2 separate regions of the Homo sapiens genome follow, and region 1 is linked to region 2. Evidence: chromatin loops called from intact Hi-C (ENCODE). Cell type or tissue: heart left ventricle. All regions are shown on one strand. Region 1 overlaps NFATC1 (nuclear factor of activated T cells 1). Region 2 overlaps NFATC1 (nuclear factor of activated T cells 1).

Region 1 (8,000 bases), 56 kb before region 2:
AAACAATGTACAGGCCGGGCGCCGCGGCTCACGCCTGTAATCCCAGCACTTTGGGAGGCCGAGGCAAGCGGATCACGAGGTCAAGAGATCGAGACCATCCTGGTCAACATGGTGAAACCCCGTCTCTACTAAAACTACAAAAATTAGCTGAGAGTGGTGGCGGGTGCCTGTAGTCCCAGCTACTCTGGAGGCTGAGGCAGGAGAATCGCTTGAACTCGGAAGGCGGAGGTTGCAGTGAGCAGAGATTGCACCACTGCACTCCAGCCTGGGTGACAGAGCGAGACTCCGTCTCAAACAAACAAAAACCTGTACAATGGAAAGAGAATGAAACGTTGTGGCTTCTCAACAGAAAACAGAACTTCCACTTGCCCAAGGTCGGCAAAAGCAGCAAAACTACAACAAAACAACGCTCCAACATCCATCCCAAAGTCAGAAGTATTATTAGAAACTAAATCAGGCCACACGGAACGATGGCTTATCACTGGAGAAAACCAGCCAGTGAAAGGGTCGCGGGAGAAGCCCGGGGACGACCCTGGGACTGGAGGGTTTCTCGCCTCTGGAAAAGGCAGTGCCCGCGGGGCAGGCCAGAGGGAGCGCTCCGAGGAGCTTTGGGGTTGCCAGCCTTGACACGCGCACCCCTCCGCCCGGGCCGGCTCCCCTCCGCCCTCAGACTCCCACCATCCTCCTACTATTCCACATGTCGGGTGTATATGGTGCGGAGAGCCCGGGGGAAGTTAGAACACGCGGCGGGAGAGGCAGGCCCAGGGCGGCCTCAGCTAAGCAGCCCGGCTTTCCGGATCCCCGCCGCGCACAGGCTCGGGCCGCCTAGGGTGGGACCCGAACTCGCCTTCCCGCCCCGCTCAAGGAGGTCATCTTTGGAGGTGCCCCTAGAAGGACCGGCGGGTTTCCCGCGGGGCGGGGGCGCGCAGGGCGGGTGTTTGGAGGCTGGGGACTCGCAGGAGAGGCCGGTGGGTGCCGGGCCTCCTGCAGGGGGTTGCAGGCCGAGGGGCGCGCCACGAACCCAGCGGGAATCCCTGCGCTTCCCGGCACCGTCGGGCTGAAATCGGGGTTCCTAGCGTTGGCGGCCTCGGGCTGGGACCTCCCCACTCCCGGGGCTCCGCAGGGCGCGCACGTGGCGCTCGGGGGTCACCGTTGCAGCCGCTTTCCCGAGGAGGCCCGGATTGAAAACTTCTTTAAAAAAAAAACTTAAAAAAAAAATTCCGTCGCCCTGGGCGCAGCCTTAGGTACCTGGTGCCGCTCGTGGGGTCCCGACGCCCCTACCCCCGGGTCCGGAGGAGCCTGCGCCGGGCCGGGACCCCCAGGGCACAAGAGGCCGGGGGACCCCTGCGGTCGCGCGCGCGCGAGGGGGCGGGGGCGGGGGGGACACGAGTTTATTTAAAAACTCGTGTCCGGGGAGTTTATTTAAAACTCGGAAGCCGGCGGCCGCGAGCCGGTTGTTTATGTAAACCCGGAAACGCCCCGGGGGGCGGGGGCGGGGCGGGGACGGGGGGAGGGGCGGGGGTCACGTTACGCGGAGGACGCGCGGGCAGCGCCGGGAGAACCGAACCCCTGGCGGCCGCGACCCCGGCTCCCGCCCCGGCCCCGGCCCGACCCGCCATGACGGGGCTGGAGGACCAGGAGTTCGACTTCGAGTTCCTCTTCGAGTTTAACCAGCGCGACGAGGGCGCCGCCGCGGCCGCCCCAGGTGGGTCAGTCCCGGAGGGCGCGGGGGGCGCGGGGCCAGGTCGGGGTTTGGGGGCGCCCAGGCCCCCTCCGCGTCCTCGTCGCTCCCCGGGGACCCCAGGAGTCCCCGGCGCGCCCGGGACCGAGGGGCTACGGCGGGGGACGCTGCAGTGCGGGGCGTCCTGGGCTCGGATGCGGTTCCTCCGAGCGCTCGCGGCGGGGTCCTGGGGGAAGAGCGCAGCCCGGACACGGGCGTGGACGAAGTGGTCCCGGACAGAGGGCTGGTGGCGCTGCCAGAGGCGGAGAAGCCCCAGCTCCCCCAGACACCCTCTCCCCGCCCCGCGTCCCGCCCTCCCGACCTCCCCGACCCCCCGACCCCCCCCCCACCCGCCCCCCGACCTCCGCCTCAGCCATCCTCCTCCCTCCCCCCAGCCACCCTCCCCCTGACCTCCCGCCCCTGCCGCCGCCTTCTGGCCCTTCCTCCCCACAGTCACCCTCCCTCCCCGCCGCCGTCTCCCCACGCCCCGCAGACCCCCCCAAGCCTCCAGCTTTCAAGTTTACCCGGAGCTACCATGACCCCAGCCTTTTCTTTCATTTTCTCTTCTCTGTGTCAGAAATAAGGGTTTCAGGTAAACAAACCACAAATAACTCCCCACTCCCGAAGAGCAGCGAGTGAGTGGGGTGGGCACCCCTGGGCCTGGGCCCCTCTCCCGCTGCCCGGGATCTCTTCTGTCCAGGTCACCCCAGGCTGGTCACCGTCCGCCCCTGTCTGTGCCCATTCTCAAGGCCTCGTGTCTGCCCTCCCCGCGCGGAGGTGAAGCCGGAGGAGCTTGGCAAGCAGGGACCTCCGCCGAGTCTGTAATGAGGGTCATATTTTCCGTATCGTTCACTACTCTCTTTTAAAAACTCCAACGTCTTGATCATTTTTTGAAAATAAGCGCTCCAACCAAACCTGTGCTGCCTGCGGTTCTCGACTCACCACTCCCCAAATGTCTTCCCTGCCTGGGCCTGGGTTCTAGGTCTTTGGGGTCAGTGGGAGCCAAGGCAGATGAGGGTGGGAGAGAGACCCGCCGGAGGCCCTTCCCACCCGGGCTGCCTGTGGCCCTGGCGCCGCCTTCCAGAGCTGGTTCCAGTCCTCCCCGGCTTGAGCCAGGACATTTCAGCAGAAGAGTTTTCTACCTGGGTGTGCCATGCGAGAGTGTCGCCCCACTCCCGACCTCTCTTTATGGGGTGAAAGTCGGTCCCATGAGAGTGTGGCCACCAGGGTGGCCCCTCTGGGATCTGTTGGGGTGGAGGCTCCCACACCCGTGCAGTCATCGGGGGTCGGGTGGGACCTCCCAGTACACCCCCGGTCGTTCACAGCGTGAATCACTGACTGTGGGCCTGCGACAGGCCCAGTGCTGCCAGAACCCAGGCCCTACACCCCAGTCAGAGGCCCAGGGGGCCTGCAGGACAGTGTACGGCCCTGGGCCCTCGGCCCTGGCTGAAGATTTCACTGCTTTGCCTCCTTGAAGAAGCACAGGGGGTAGTTATCCCCATGGAGCTGGGTCTCCCCGGCCTCCCAGGCCTCCAGGGTGGGCTGTGCCACACTGGGCACTGTGTCTGGCTTGGCACGTGGTCAGCGCACCCCCAGTGACAAGGGCCACTTCCGTGCCTCCGTGCACACGTGACTGTGCGCGACAGCAGCCTCGGGAAGGACACCGCCGGCGGCGGCATCCTCCTGTGACTGCACAGGTAACTCCAGGCTTATCCGGGAAGACGCACAGGAGGCCAGTCTCTGCCCCTCGAGGCCTAGTCTCACAAGGACGCCACAGTTTATACACCATTTTGAGGTGGGCGGGCTTCCTGCTGGCATCGGATATGGGGACCCTGGTGAACATGGGGTCTCTCCTGACCCAGAAGCAGGTGGCCGCCTTCCAGGTGGGTTCAGGACACAGTCCTCCCCGGCACCCACCGGGCTCATTCCCCCAAAACACTCCTTGAGCAGAATGAGTGAAGCCGTGAACCTCACCCTCGCAGGCACCCTGGGCCCTCCGGAGCTGCGCCCTTCCCCGGGAGCCCCGCAGAGCTGGGCTGCTGGCTCTCCAGGCGGCTTGTGAAAGCTTTCTGCTGTGTCCTTGCCCCTCCAGAGACCACCGTGGTTTTGGGCTTTAGGAGTTGGGGCTCCGAGCAGGAGAGGCGAGAGCTGAGAAGAGCCCCTTCCTGCTTTTACGGTGTCAAGAAGTTGCTAGGAAGGGTTCTTTATGTATCTCATATGTTACGTGTACATATTGTGTTTTCCCGTGAGACACCGTGCTGTTTTCTCCTTTCTTTTTATTACCATTATTACTGCATTTTGATGATGATTCAATGGTGTTAATTATTTATATCACATTGTTAAATGATTACATTGACTCTCCAGCTTTTGACGGGTGATAGAAACTACTTCACGTTGTTTCTGGGATGAACCTGGATATAAATGAATACATGAATAAGTCTGAGATCAATTGCAAAGCAAGGCAAACTGGGTTTTATAGATTAGACTAAGCACAGAAAGTCAAGCTTTGTTGTAAAGGACGTGGCCGGCCCTGAGCCCAGGAGGCAGTCTGTCAGCCGGATCCCCTGAGAAGGGGCTGTACGTCCTGGCAGAGCTGAGGTCAGTGTACCGGGGTTGGGGGCTGCAGCCGCAGGGTGGCTGACTGTGGCCAGGAGCCTGGCCCACGCCGCTGTGGCCCCCACCCCTTCCATCTCGCTGGACTTAGGTCCAGGCTGCGGGCACAGGTCCCGCGTCTTCACGGGGTGCTTTGAGGGAGGGGCTGTGTCTTGTTCTTTATTTCGAAAGTGCTCAGCAGGTGCAAAGAATAGATATTCAGTAACCATTTGTTGGGACAATGAAAAGAGAATATTGTAAATAATTTCCCAGGCGGGATGGGAGTGGCGTTTGGGCTTCCAGGGTCTGGCTTCTGGCTGTGTCCACCCAGGAGCAGGCCCCGGGCTTCCCTCTGCAGAGAGGAGGTCCCGCTCCCTTCTGGGGCTCAGGAAATAGCTGCTTCGCTGTCAGCTGGGAGGCGGGCGTGCCCTGCTTCCCGCCCCAGGGCTCCTGTTTTCTAAGTTATTTTGGCCAGCTTGGCTGCTGCCAGCACTGTCGCCGTGGCAACTCAGAGGAAATTGGCCAAGGCCTCTGTGTTTGGGCTGGAGCCTCTCTGGCAGTCGGGGCCACCCTCCGAACCTCTGTGTGCCCGGGTCTGCCACTGGCCTGTGCCCACTGCTGGGGCATTTAATGGTTCCCTTGTGGAAAGGCAACATCTTATGCAGAATTGAAGCTTTGGAAGACTTTTATTCTCAAGTCCATTTTCACCAAATAGGATTTCTCTTCCCCAAGAGGGCCCGGGGTGTCCGTGGCTGGTCGGGGGCTGTGGCAGGAAACCCGTGGCAGAGACGCCTGGTGAGCAGAGAGGTCCCAGGGGAGAGCTGAATTAGGAATGCTCTGTTGTTCAAGTTCAGTGTTTTAGGAAAGCGTTCCTGCTATTACCATGCACAGCTCATCCCCTGACGTTCTAGAGGTGTTTCCGTGGAGGGTGGAGTTACCTGGCAGATTGGAATATTTCAGTTCTGTGTCGTGTTTTTCAAAGGAAGATCTCAGCTAGCCATGAACAACTTGGATATTTTTTAATTCCTTGAAAACAGAATTCAAAAAGGATGCTTTAAAATGATGTGTGCGTCGGACCAGGGGGAATATTCCAGTACCTCTGAGGAACGATGTCCCAGGTTGGGCCCCGGGCTGGACGAAGGACCCTTATTAAGGCGTTGGCGTGCTTATTTATGGAACATTAAATACCGTTTGTTTGCGCTGTGACGAGGCCATCCTATTTGCCTTTGTAAATCTTTCTCGCTGGCAGATTGTTGGGGGAACGGCGTCTGGGAAGCTGTTGCTGTCTGTCATGCCGCGGGCCTGACCACGTCCCGGTGCCACTGTGAGGCAGCGTTTCCCAGGCCTGCTAAGCACATTGCTTCCAACAGCAAGGTCTTGGCGTGGATCGCCCTGCTTCGTTTTGTTTTATTTCCAATACATTCACAGTTGTCATCTGGCCTCACCCACAGCAGACTCCGTGGCTGTCTGGAGAGGTGACAGCAGTGCCTGGGGGTCGACCTGTGGTTCAGCCCCAGCAAGTGCTGAAGGGAATGTTCCTTAAAATGAAAAATAACGTCGTCTGTGATGGCCGCCTCTCAGAGTTTGTGAAAGATGAGAGATCTGGCTGTGGCTGGAGTTGGTGATTCTTGTCAGCAGTGCTGGCCTGATGCGCAAGGCAGAGGCGTGGCTGTCCTGCCCTGCGCACAGCGAGTGAGGGAGTGGCTGTCTGGGAACTGCGTGTCGTGAGGGGCAGGTGCCCTGGGGCTCAGCACGGCGGGGTCTGCAAGGTTAGAATGCTGTGCACCTGTAGGGAGCCCTGACCAGAAGTATTTCATGTATTAATTTAATGTCAGGCACCGATACAGTTTTTTGTGGTTGTTCAGAAACGAGAAAGGTGTGTGGTTCTGAAGTGAATTATTTCTCAGAGTGAGAGAGATCGCTTTTAACAGCTCTGACATGTGGAACTTGCTGAGGCCAGTGGGACTAGGCTGGCCTGAGAGCCGGGTGCTCCCCGCGTGGCCGTCTGTCCTAGCACCCCCAAACCACCTGTGTGTCGTGGGGCACCTGATGGCTGAGCGAGCCGGTGAGGATCAGGGGACTCAAAAGTGAGGAGGTGGCACTTTCAGCAGAGGGGCCATGCCATGACCTTCCGTTAAGGGATTTTGAATGTGCTCTCCGCGATCATTGCTTAGAATCCAGCTGTCTCCCTGCTCACCTGCACTGTCATTTAGTGAATCCTCCTTGGCAAAGAGCCAGGCCCTCCGACACGGCAGCCAGGGAGTGGGGTCACCGAGCTCTGTGGTGGTGTCTGACGTGACATGAATCAGCCCAAGCGCCTCAGAATCGTCAAGAAAGTTACTGGGAATATTTTCCCTTCATGTAAATATGATCCCTTTGAATAGTTAAATAACTCAGATTTGAATACGGTTTAGGTGGGTCATGAAACCAAATTCATTGGGAGCTGGGAGGGAGGGGCTCACAGCCAGGACAGTGGCCCCCGGCGTGTGGGGCTTGGCCTCTGGGGGCAGCTTGACCCCACACCTTGCCCTTCTTCTAGGAGGAACAAGGGAACTTTATCCACTACCCGCCCTCCAAGGACCTGGGCGAGGGATCCTAATGAAATTCAAGCATTTGAGCTTTCGTTTTGTCATTTGTTTGATCAGGGAAAACGCATGCTTAGGTGAGCCCTTTTTGTTTTTTAATAAAGCTTTATGGTGTTTCTTTGCCTCATCGAATCAGGTTTTATTGCAATACTTCAGTTTAAATAAAGGCCCTCGGGTGCCCCAGGCGTCCGTGGGCCTCTGCATGCACTTCCTGCTCTCGCTGTGGGCGGAGTCTCCTCCTCTTCCTCACTTCCCCTCACGCCTGGGCCCCCGTCACAGAAACGTCAAGGGCTACGGCCCCTGAGGACTTGCACACAGAGACCTGTGAGGTCCGCCTCCCCTTTCCTGCCCCGTTTCATCTAGAACCTTCCGGTGATCTGGCTCTAGTACCCCGTGTGGCGCAGCTCTGGGCTCCGTCACTGGCTGAGCAGCCAGTTCAGGGCTGAGTCCTGTGGGAGGATGGTGGGGAGGCCCCAAGACTTGCTCTGTTAATTGCTAGGGTTTTAAAAAATTCTTCAGAATTACCTTTCTACCAGCAAATGGTAGTTCAGCTGTGGGATCAGCTGTCTTGGAAATAAATACTCTTTTGATTGGGAAACAGGAAGTGTAGGAATCTGTACATGAATCAATTGCAGTTAAGCCCCCTTTGAGGTCTGGACAGTGAGGGGAAGTGTGTGGAGCAGGTGGGGCCTGAAGAGCCGGTTGAAGGCCACGGATGCCTCCGAGAGGAAGTCGGGGTGTGGGAGGGAGGCTGGGCCCCCGTGATCGGATCCACGCTGCCATCGTGTTCCCTCAGTTCCGCTGCTGTGCTTTCGGGTCTCCTGGAGTTGATGACTGGTGTGAGATGGAAGCTGGTTCCTAACATAATGTTGTTTCTGCTCCAACAGGCGAGAGGGCTTCTAGACAAATAAGCGGGCCCAGCAGTAAGTGTGGGTGTGAGTTCCTGGGCCGGTGTATGTAATGTGGCGTTTTTGGCTAAGGAATATCTTTTGGACAACTTTTGGTGAGAATGCAGAGTAATGAACAGGTGGCTCGGCGTGGCACCTCAACGGGAACCCCCCAGGAGCCGCAGGCCTGCGCTCGACAAAACCCCCTCGTGGGTC
Region 2 (8,000 bases):
GAGCCTGGCTGAGATGAGACAGAAGGCGCAAGGTTCTGAGATGTGGATGCATCAAACATGAGCCAGTTCTCGATGCTGGAGCTGAACAACCTCCTTTTCTTAAGTCACGCGTCTGTTCTGGTGCCGTTTTTTAAAAACATCAGCGAAGCCTGTTTTGGTGTCGCTGCGCGGAAGCCACACTACGACGCCGGGGGTGAAGACTCCCACTCCGTTTGCCAGCGATCGCGCAGCGGGCAGGGCTCAGCGGGTGGGGCTGCACGGGTCTCGTCAGTGGTCGTTTCTGTGGCCGCCGTGACTGGCAGGCCAGCTGGGGCCTGGACGGCCGGCGTCTCCTTCTCCAGGTAATCAGGGCCCCTCTACGTGGCCTCCCGGGGCCCCTCTGGGGAGGCAGCCTGGCATCTCACAGGCGGCCGGGGCTCCCGGGAAGCAGAGACGGGCTGTGCCAGGGCTCCTAGGCCCAGGCCTGGACCCAGTGCCGTGCCAGCCACCACCCCAGGGGCCCTGCCCTGGTTCGCAGGGAGACACACAGAAATGTGGGAGGCCGGGTGGCCTGCACGGTGGGAGCGAGTAGACAGAGCCCCTCCCGGAGGCCCCCAGCCCAGCACATCCAGAGCCCTCCCCTGAGAAACCCCAGACAGCCAGGTTCGCCCCAAACCCAACATGGTGGGACCCCAGCTCGCCCCCCATCTCACGGCCGCCCCATCCCACGGCCGCCCCATCCCACGGCCGCCCCATCCCACGGCCGCCCCATCCTCTGGCCCTGGATGTTACCACGTGGAGAAGACAGGCCTGTGGGCAGGCACTAGCCACACTGCAGGAGACGCAGGCTAGGTTTCCAGATTTCTCCACACAGCAGCAGGCGGAGGGCCTGCCTCCCACCTCACTGGGAGGGCCAGGACTCCAAATCTGGGCCAAATGTATGTTGTTATTTTTCAAATAAAGGGACCAAAGGCCCGGGCCTTTCCAAGGCTGCCCTGCCATGGGACCGTGACCGGTGTGGTTCCCAGGACTTCCACAAGCTCTGACAGGCACCTGGCCGTTGTTTTGGGAGGCTCCACCCAGCAGCCACAGAGCTTAGCTGGCAGCTGGCAGGACACTTGCAAGGACACGGAACTGTCACGGAACCACCGTGGCTTTGGGCTGTCACGGAACCACCGTGGCCTTGGCAGCTGCTGGTCCTATGCCGGGACACACACATTCACCGCGGCGAGTGTGGGGTGCATGTCCCCAGGCAGAGGCCATGTCATCCAGGTGCAGGAAGCGCCAGGCAAGGACCCTCCTGTCCGCCCAGAGAGCCGGGTCAGAGGAGTCCCCAGGCCTGAAGCCACTCCCTCCGGGCTCACCTTCAGGTTCCTTCAAGGCCAGGGGGAGGTTCACCCACCCCAGGGTGTCGCGGAAGCCCCGAGGCCCCTGCAGGCCCCGATTTCCCCAGTGAGGCATCAGTGCCCGCTGGCCACCCTGCCCCTCTCCTCCTCCAGCTGCCCCTGCTCCTTGTTTTCCTAGGGTCTGGTTCTTTCTCGCGGGCGGGGAGGAGGTGAGGGTCAGGGCCCCTGTAAGGCAGACTAGTGGCACTGCCCCTTTCGGCCCTTGCTGTCCCTCCTCTGTCCCTTGTGGAAGGTCTCGGCCTGGGGCAGAGGAGCGGGCCGAGGAGGAAGGTGGAGTCCAGGTGGGTGGTGGGGTCTGTGTTCTGTTTTAGTCGTGCGGGATGTAGGCCGAGGGAGATGGACCCGGGGGATGGCTGCCTCTGTGGCATCTCCGTGGTGTGCCCTCTGACGGGGCTGGGTGAGCAAGGAGGACACAGCTGGGAATTCCCAGCTCCAGCGTCCGCGGCACGGGCAGCCTCCCTGTGTGGAGCAGCTCAGCTGTCACCTCCTGAAGATGTTGGATGCTGGCCCCGAAGGCAGCATCGCAATGACAACACCTTCAGAGGTGTCCATCCCAACAGTTTAAAGGCCAAATGCAGATCTTTCAGATTTGTGTTTTCAGGGAGAAGGTGACATTGCTGGGCGCCTGTGAGTGTGGACAGACATCACTGTCGCCGTGTGCTCCGAGAGAGGAGAGTTGGGGCTGCTTTGTCACCACATGGCGTCTTTGGGAGCAGGACAGGTGGCCGGGCTGAACCCCCAGGCTTCTCTGTTTGCTCCCAGAGACCACACAGGGAAGGCAAGGAGGGCAGCGCCCGGGGAAGAGACACCTGCCCGTGTCTTCCTCATGCCCTGAGGATGGCTCAGTGGCCCAGATGGTCCAGGACCCCTAGAATTGAGTGATGACCCCACAGTTCTCATCAAGCCGCATTCTGGATAGCGCTAGGGGCGACTCTCAGACTCCCCCTGCCTGGGCCCCGCTGGTGTGGGGAGGCCACGCGTCACGTCAGTCCCCACTGCAGGAGGAGGGGCCGGGCTTCTGGCTCCCCTCCCTCCTCTCCCTTCTCAGGCCTTTTGGGATCATACACGACAAAGTCACCCATGGTCATGTTGGCTAGTTTCTTTTTTATATCAGCTTTATCGAAATATGATCTATACACCATTTAATTCACTCAAAGTGTATAATTCGGTGGGTTTTGGTGGCTTCACATAATTATGCGGCCACCACCAATTTCAGAACATTTTCTTGTCCCCAGAAAGAAACCCTTGCCCATGAGTGGCCACCCCTGCTCTCCCTTCCCCCACCCCGGCTCCGACAACCCCAATGCCCCCTCGCCGTGGCCTCGCCTGGTCTGGCTGCTCCCTGCTGGCCTGCTGGGGAACCCCATCCTGCCGGCTGTGGTGCCTGGCAGCTTCTGTGGAGCGTGGCATCCTCCATGTTCCCTCGTTGGTGTGGGTCAGGGCGTAGGGTCCTCAGGTCCCCTCGTTGGCACAGGTCGGGACGTGGGGTCTTTCTGTGGCTGAGGGAAGCCCACCGTGTGGCTGCCCACACCTGTCTGTCGATGGCACTAGGCCACGTCCACCCTGTGGAGATGATCGTGGAAAAGCCGCCATGAACCTCAGTGCGTGAGTCCTGTGTGGACGCCTGCCTGTCTCCTGAGCACATGCCTCGGTGTGAAAGGGCTGTGGGTCACAGGGTGGCTCCGTGTGAGGCCCTGCAGGCAGATGTGCAGCAGGGCTGGGTGGCTGTTTCCCCTCCAGAATCTCCTCTGGGAGCCAGGCTGGGACAGACTCCTGGGGGAGAGCCGGGGATGGATGAGACGCCCCAGGGACGCTCGCTTCTGGGCATGAGGATGCTGTGGGGTGCACGGCACGAGGACGCCGCGGGGAGCAGGGCACGAGGATGCTTTGGGGAGCAGGGCAGGAGACGCCGTGGGGAGCAGGGCTCGAGGGCACCGTGGGACCCAGGGACGCTGCTGCTTCCACCAGCGGCCCTCGTGGCTTTCTTTGTGGAAACAGTGGCTCAGCATCAGCACCGGCGTGGGGGTGGCCCGGCTCCGGGCGGCGGGTCCTGGCCGGTCTGGGAGGCTCCTGGGCCCGCAGGCCTGCCTGTGTGGAAACCTCGCGGGTGTGGCAGGGAAGCCTCCCGATGACTCAGACTGCAGGGAATTCCCTAATGATCTGGAATATTTTTACTCCTGCACTCGGGCAGTTTCCTACTAAGGACTCGGAGCTCTGATAAGGCTGAACACAAAGGCCCTTTCAGGACCGGCTGCCTTCCTTCCTGCCAGGGGCTGAGTTTTGAACAGCACGGGGGCCGGCGCTGCCCGTCCGGGCCTCCACGGAGCTGGGAGCCGCCATGGCGATGCTCTTGCCGGCGGGACGCGGCCCTGCGTCTCCTTTCCTGAGATGCGAGGTTATTTCCATCTTTCAGCAGTCTCGGCGCTTTGTCTTGTTCTGGAAGCAATTGCTAGATAGACATTTCTGGCCGTGAATACTATTGCTTTTGAAAGACAATTACTTTATGATCCTTAAGCAGAAACAGAAAGCCTGCCCTCACCCTCACCCTGGTCGACCTGAAACGGCCACAGACGTCGGACACCACGGGGAGAGGCCCCACCTCCAAGAGGGAAGGCCACAGGCGCTGGCTCAGCCGGGGTCTTTGAGGAAGGCAGGGATGTTTGTCGGTTCCCCGCACTTTTAGGGGAAGTCTAAGCGTATCTGCTCCCACCTGCGCAGGAATTGCAGGGTGCGGGTGCTCCCAGGTGTGCGGTGGAGGCTGCTCCATGGCAGCTGCTGAGCTGGGCCTGGCTGGCCACGCAGACGTGGCTCCCCTTGGGGCCGCTCCGGCAAGGATGGTTCCCCACAGGCCCACGAGGCACGGGTGGGAAAAGACGCCTCCATGCCGTCGTTCCATTTGCTTTTCATGGACTCACCGCTGCGGGGCAGCCACCTGGAGGAGGCCGCGGGGGAGACGGCTGGAGTCCCTCTTGCTTCTCGGGACATAAAGAGAGGAGCAGGCTGTGTTGGCCTCGGCTGCAAAAATGGCGTCCCCTCGGGGTGTCATTAAACGCGACATCCTGGCCCCGTGTGCGCCTCAGTGTCCCTCCTGCTCAGCACAGTCACTGAACCTCCCTCCCCTTGCCAGTGCCAAAGGCCTCCACAGCGTCAGGGAAGTTCCTAGGGAAGCTGAAGTTGTGACTCTGAGCTTCCTGGGCTGGGCGGGAAGCAAACTATAGCCTGTTGCGCCCGGGAGCTTCAGAGGACCACAGCCTTTTGTGGGGTGTGGACGGGGCCTCACCCCAAAGATGGACTTTGTCATAAGAAAAGTTCAAAAGTCATTTTCAAAAGGTGCCAAACAACCAGAAGACTTAGTTACACACAGAGTGATTTGGATTTTTATGAAGTGGGGGTGGAGGGGCTTCTGAGTGGTGCATCTGGGCTGGGGGCTTCTGGGAATCCTGTGGCATCAGCACCTGTGCTGGAGTGAAAACGCCTCTTTCTTCCCAGCTCCTGAGCTTTCCAGGGCCTGGAGGACTTGCTGCTTCATGAAACTCAGATGGCTTCAAGCGCAACTGAGTGTACTTTTTAGTTTCCTGTAATTTTTTTCCTAGAGGAGAGAGGGATGCCAGGCTCTATCGAGTGGGTTCATCTGGTGGGTAATTTGCGTGGGGACCTCGGGCCTCCCGGGCTGGCATGGCCAGGGCTTGGCTGGGCGGCTCTGGGGTCCTGTGTGACTCACATTTCCTCTCCACCCTCCACCCAGGCAGCAGCCCGGCACTGTAACAGAGAAAAAGGAGATTTTGTCTGATTTATCAGTAATTGAGGGTTTGTAACAGACACACATTTTCTTCTTTGGAGACAGAGCATAAGGATAAACTTAAGTGTGTATACCTGTAACTGTTCATTTTGGGAACAGACTTTATTTTGGAGAAGATAAAAGGCAGGAAGAGACTCTGTAGGAGATTGACATCTGTTAATTTGAGATAATTGCCCCAAACTCAGCCCATCTGAGGGGCCAGGCCGTGCACACACCCAGGCTGTGGTGGGGCCGCCTTGTCCGTGTGCGCCTGGAGCCCCCACTCTGCCAGGCCTGGAGCAGAGAGCACAACGCGTCCTTTCACTACACCTCTGGGAGCCTTTTTATTTTTTAAAAACATGCAAATGGCCACTGGGGAAATGCCAAAAATACCTCGTGTTTTGCATTTCTGTCTCCTGATGGGCAAGAAGTTGTCAGAGGAAGGCTCTTCTCATTTACCCAGTGGTTCCTTTGCACACAGGCAGGGCCAGCGGCCAGGCCCTCATCCACCAGAGTAGACCCCAGCACGAGCAGGCGTCGCACCCTGGCGTGGAGCCCCCGGCCCCCCGTCACTACTCTCACACCTCCTGCATCCCTGGGAGGCTGGGCTGGGAACTGCAGAGCCGGGTCCCAGGTCCACGCACAGACGCCCTGCACACGCTCTGCTGATGGGGTACCTGCTCCCCCTCACACCTGCTCTCCCTGGAGAGGACGAGGGCATAGAGACCCTCCCGTGACCTGTCCTGAGGCTGTGAGAGGCCAGCAGATGCAGGGCCAGGACGGATTCCTGAGGATGCCCCTGCCCTGTAGTCCCTCCTACGCCGGGCTGGGGTCAGAACAAGCCCTGAGCCGCGTGTCCTCAGCTTCTCCAGGCTCCCAGGGCAACTTTGGTGTCGAGCTCGGGGCCCTGCCAGGGCACGTGGCTCCTGAGGTGCTGCCCTCGACAAAGCCCTGGGATGGGCCTACGTGGGTCTCCTGGGACAAGGCGCCCTCCTGGCTCAGGGCCCTGGGTCTGGATCACGTGGGGGTGTCTGGGGAGGGGGCTCCCCACCACACAGAGTCACAGACGTTTCCTGCTCCTTTCTTCCAGATGGCCACCATGTCTGGGAGATGGAAGCGAAAACTGACCGGGACCTGTGCAAGCCGGTGAGTGCCTTTGGCGCAGCTGGAGCTACTGTGGGTCCCCAGGGCTTGGGAGGCTGGGGTCTGCTGGAGCCACTGCGGGTCCCCAGGCCTTGGGAGGCTGGGGTTCCTGTTTCTTAGAATGAAACAAATAAAAATAGTGCATAGAGTAACAGAACCAGTAACAAACAGGATCACCAAGTACTCGCCAAAGCACCATGTGCTGTCACCCAACGTGTCAGGTCACGTCAGAGCCCTGGCGGCCGGGGACGGTGCTGGACAGGCTGAGGGCCACCTCACACACCCTGGCGCTGAGACAGCCCAGGGAAGGTCGTCTCACACGGACCCTCCCGCCCTTTGCTGTCCCCTTGCTGTCACCATCACCTGGCACAGAGCAGGCTCCTGGGAGTCAGTGCTGTGCTGAGTTCCCGGGGGGTGGTCAGCACCTGCCCAGACCCGCTCACAGCACCGAGGGCAGGGCTCTGCGGCATCCCCAGTGGGGACTCCTCACCCCGTCCTCCGAGGCCACTGATTGCGCCGACCTCCCCTGTGATGGTGTCCCAAGCACAAGAGCCTGGGCGTGGCTCCTGGACTCGCGATTGGCCACAGCCTGTTAGCGGGCGGTGCATGTGTGCGGGGTCGTGGCAGACGCGTGGCTGGGTCACACTTCTGCTGTCACCGGGCCGTTTCCAACTCCCCCAGTCACCTGCCACAGCTTCCCTGGCACCGCGTGCATACAGCCGGTGCCTGAGGATAATGACCGTCCTCGGATTGGAGATGACCTTTTGTGTGGATGGCTGTAGCTGCTCCCACATCTCCTGCACGGCACCGGTTGCTGCGTGCATCTCTCCCATCCCTGCGCTTCTGATCCATGTGCTCATGTTTAAAGTGGTTTCTTGGAGGCAACGTCTTCTTGGGTGGTGTCTTGGATCCTCTCTGACGCTGTCTTGTAATTGGCACATGGAGACCATTGATGTTTAGGTCTTTAGTTTTGTTTGTTTTTGTTTTTTTGAAACAGAGTTTCGTTCTTGTTGCCCAGGCTGGAGTGCAGTGGCGTGATCTCGGCTCACTGCAACCTCCACCTCCCGAGTAGCTGGGATTACAGGCATGCACCACCACGCCCGGCTAATTTTGTAATTTTAGTAGAGATGGGGTTTTGCCATGTTGGCCAAGCAGGTCTGGAACTCCCAACCTCAGGTGATCCGCCCGCCTCGGCCTCCCAAAGTGCTGGGATTACAGGCATGAGCCACCGTGCCCGGCCTGATGTTCACTTATTATTGATACAGTTGGATTGATCCCTACGTTGGATTTTTTGAGTGTTCTGTTTAGTCCTATAAAAGCAGTAGAAATCTCTAGGCCAACATAAGATGCCACATGGCTCACAAGGGAGTTTTGAAGACATGAACATGCTTCTGAGCTCAGCAGTGTGTGTCCCTGCGGGTCAGGGAAGTCTTGTGCACCCACTCAGTGTGTGTCCCTGCGGGTCGGGGAGTCTTGTGCACCCACTCAGTGTGTGCAGTTGGAAGCTGGTCCCTTCAGAAACCTCAGGGAAGAGCCCATCTCGGGCGGCTGGAGGCAGGTGGACAGGACACCGGGGAGGAGTCTTGAGGTCGTCTCCTGTTGGTGGGACGATCGGTGGCCTCCATGGAGAGCGGTGCTGGCACCTTCACTCCCTGTCCCAAGAGGTGGCTCTGTCAGAAAGCAGCGTCTTCCAC

What was found. Hi-C counts contacts between places; a loop is a spot of excess contacts. Peaks named below come from ENCODE experiments on the same cell type or tissue, not always from the same donor. Only the 100,000 strongest peaks of a DNase experiment are listed, where the experiment ranks them.
Region 1: a loop joins it to region 2, with 3 times the contacts of the local background. A loop is called at or near these places in 42 of 110 quality-filtered maps.

What each region holds. Positions count from the first base shown.
Region 1 is chr18:79,398,775-79,406,774 of GRCh38, forward strand. All of the region lies in intron 1 of NFATC1 (nuclear factor of activated T cells 1), which reads left to right. Among named protein-coding and RNA genes, the nearest start is that of NFATC1, 6.8 kb to the left of the region's middle. RefSeq lists silencers at 894-1,093, 1,514-1,753 and enhancers at 6,063-6,122, 6,244-6,839. In heart left ventricle, a CTCF peak has its summit at 4,726; DNase peaks (open chromatin) are centred at 827, 1,497, 4,747, 7,177 and 5 weaker places; H3K4me3 peaks cover 3,330 bases; H3K27ac peaks cover 4,651 bases.
Region 2 is chr18:79,455,058-79,463,057 of GRCh38, forward strand. It overlaps NFATC1 (nuclear factor of activated T cells 1), which reads left to right. Exons shown (of 10, transcript NM_001278669.2): 7 at 6,254-6,309. It overlaps LOC101927897 (a long non-coding RNA gene), which reads right to left. Exons shown (of 3, transcript XR_001753515.2): 3 at 2,470-7,958. Among named protein-coding and RNA genes, the nearest start is that of NFATC1, 63 kb to the left of the region's middle. RefSeq lists an enhancer at 5,340-5,699. In heart left ventricle, no CTCF peak of the experiment used is centred here; a DNase peak (open chromatin) is centred at 3,454; H3K4me3 peaks cover 673 bases; H3K27ac peaks cover 1,385 bases.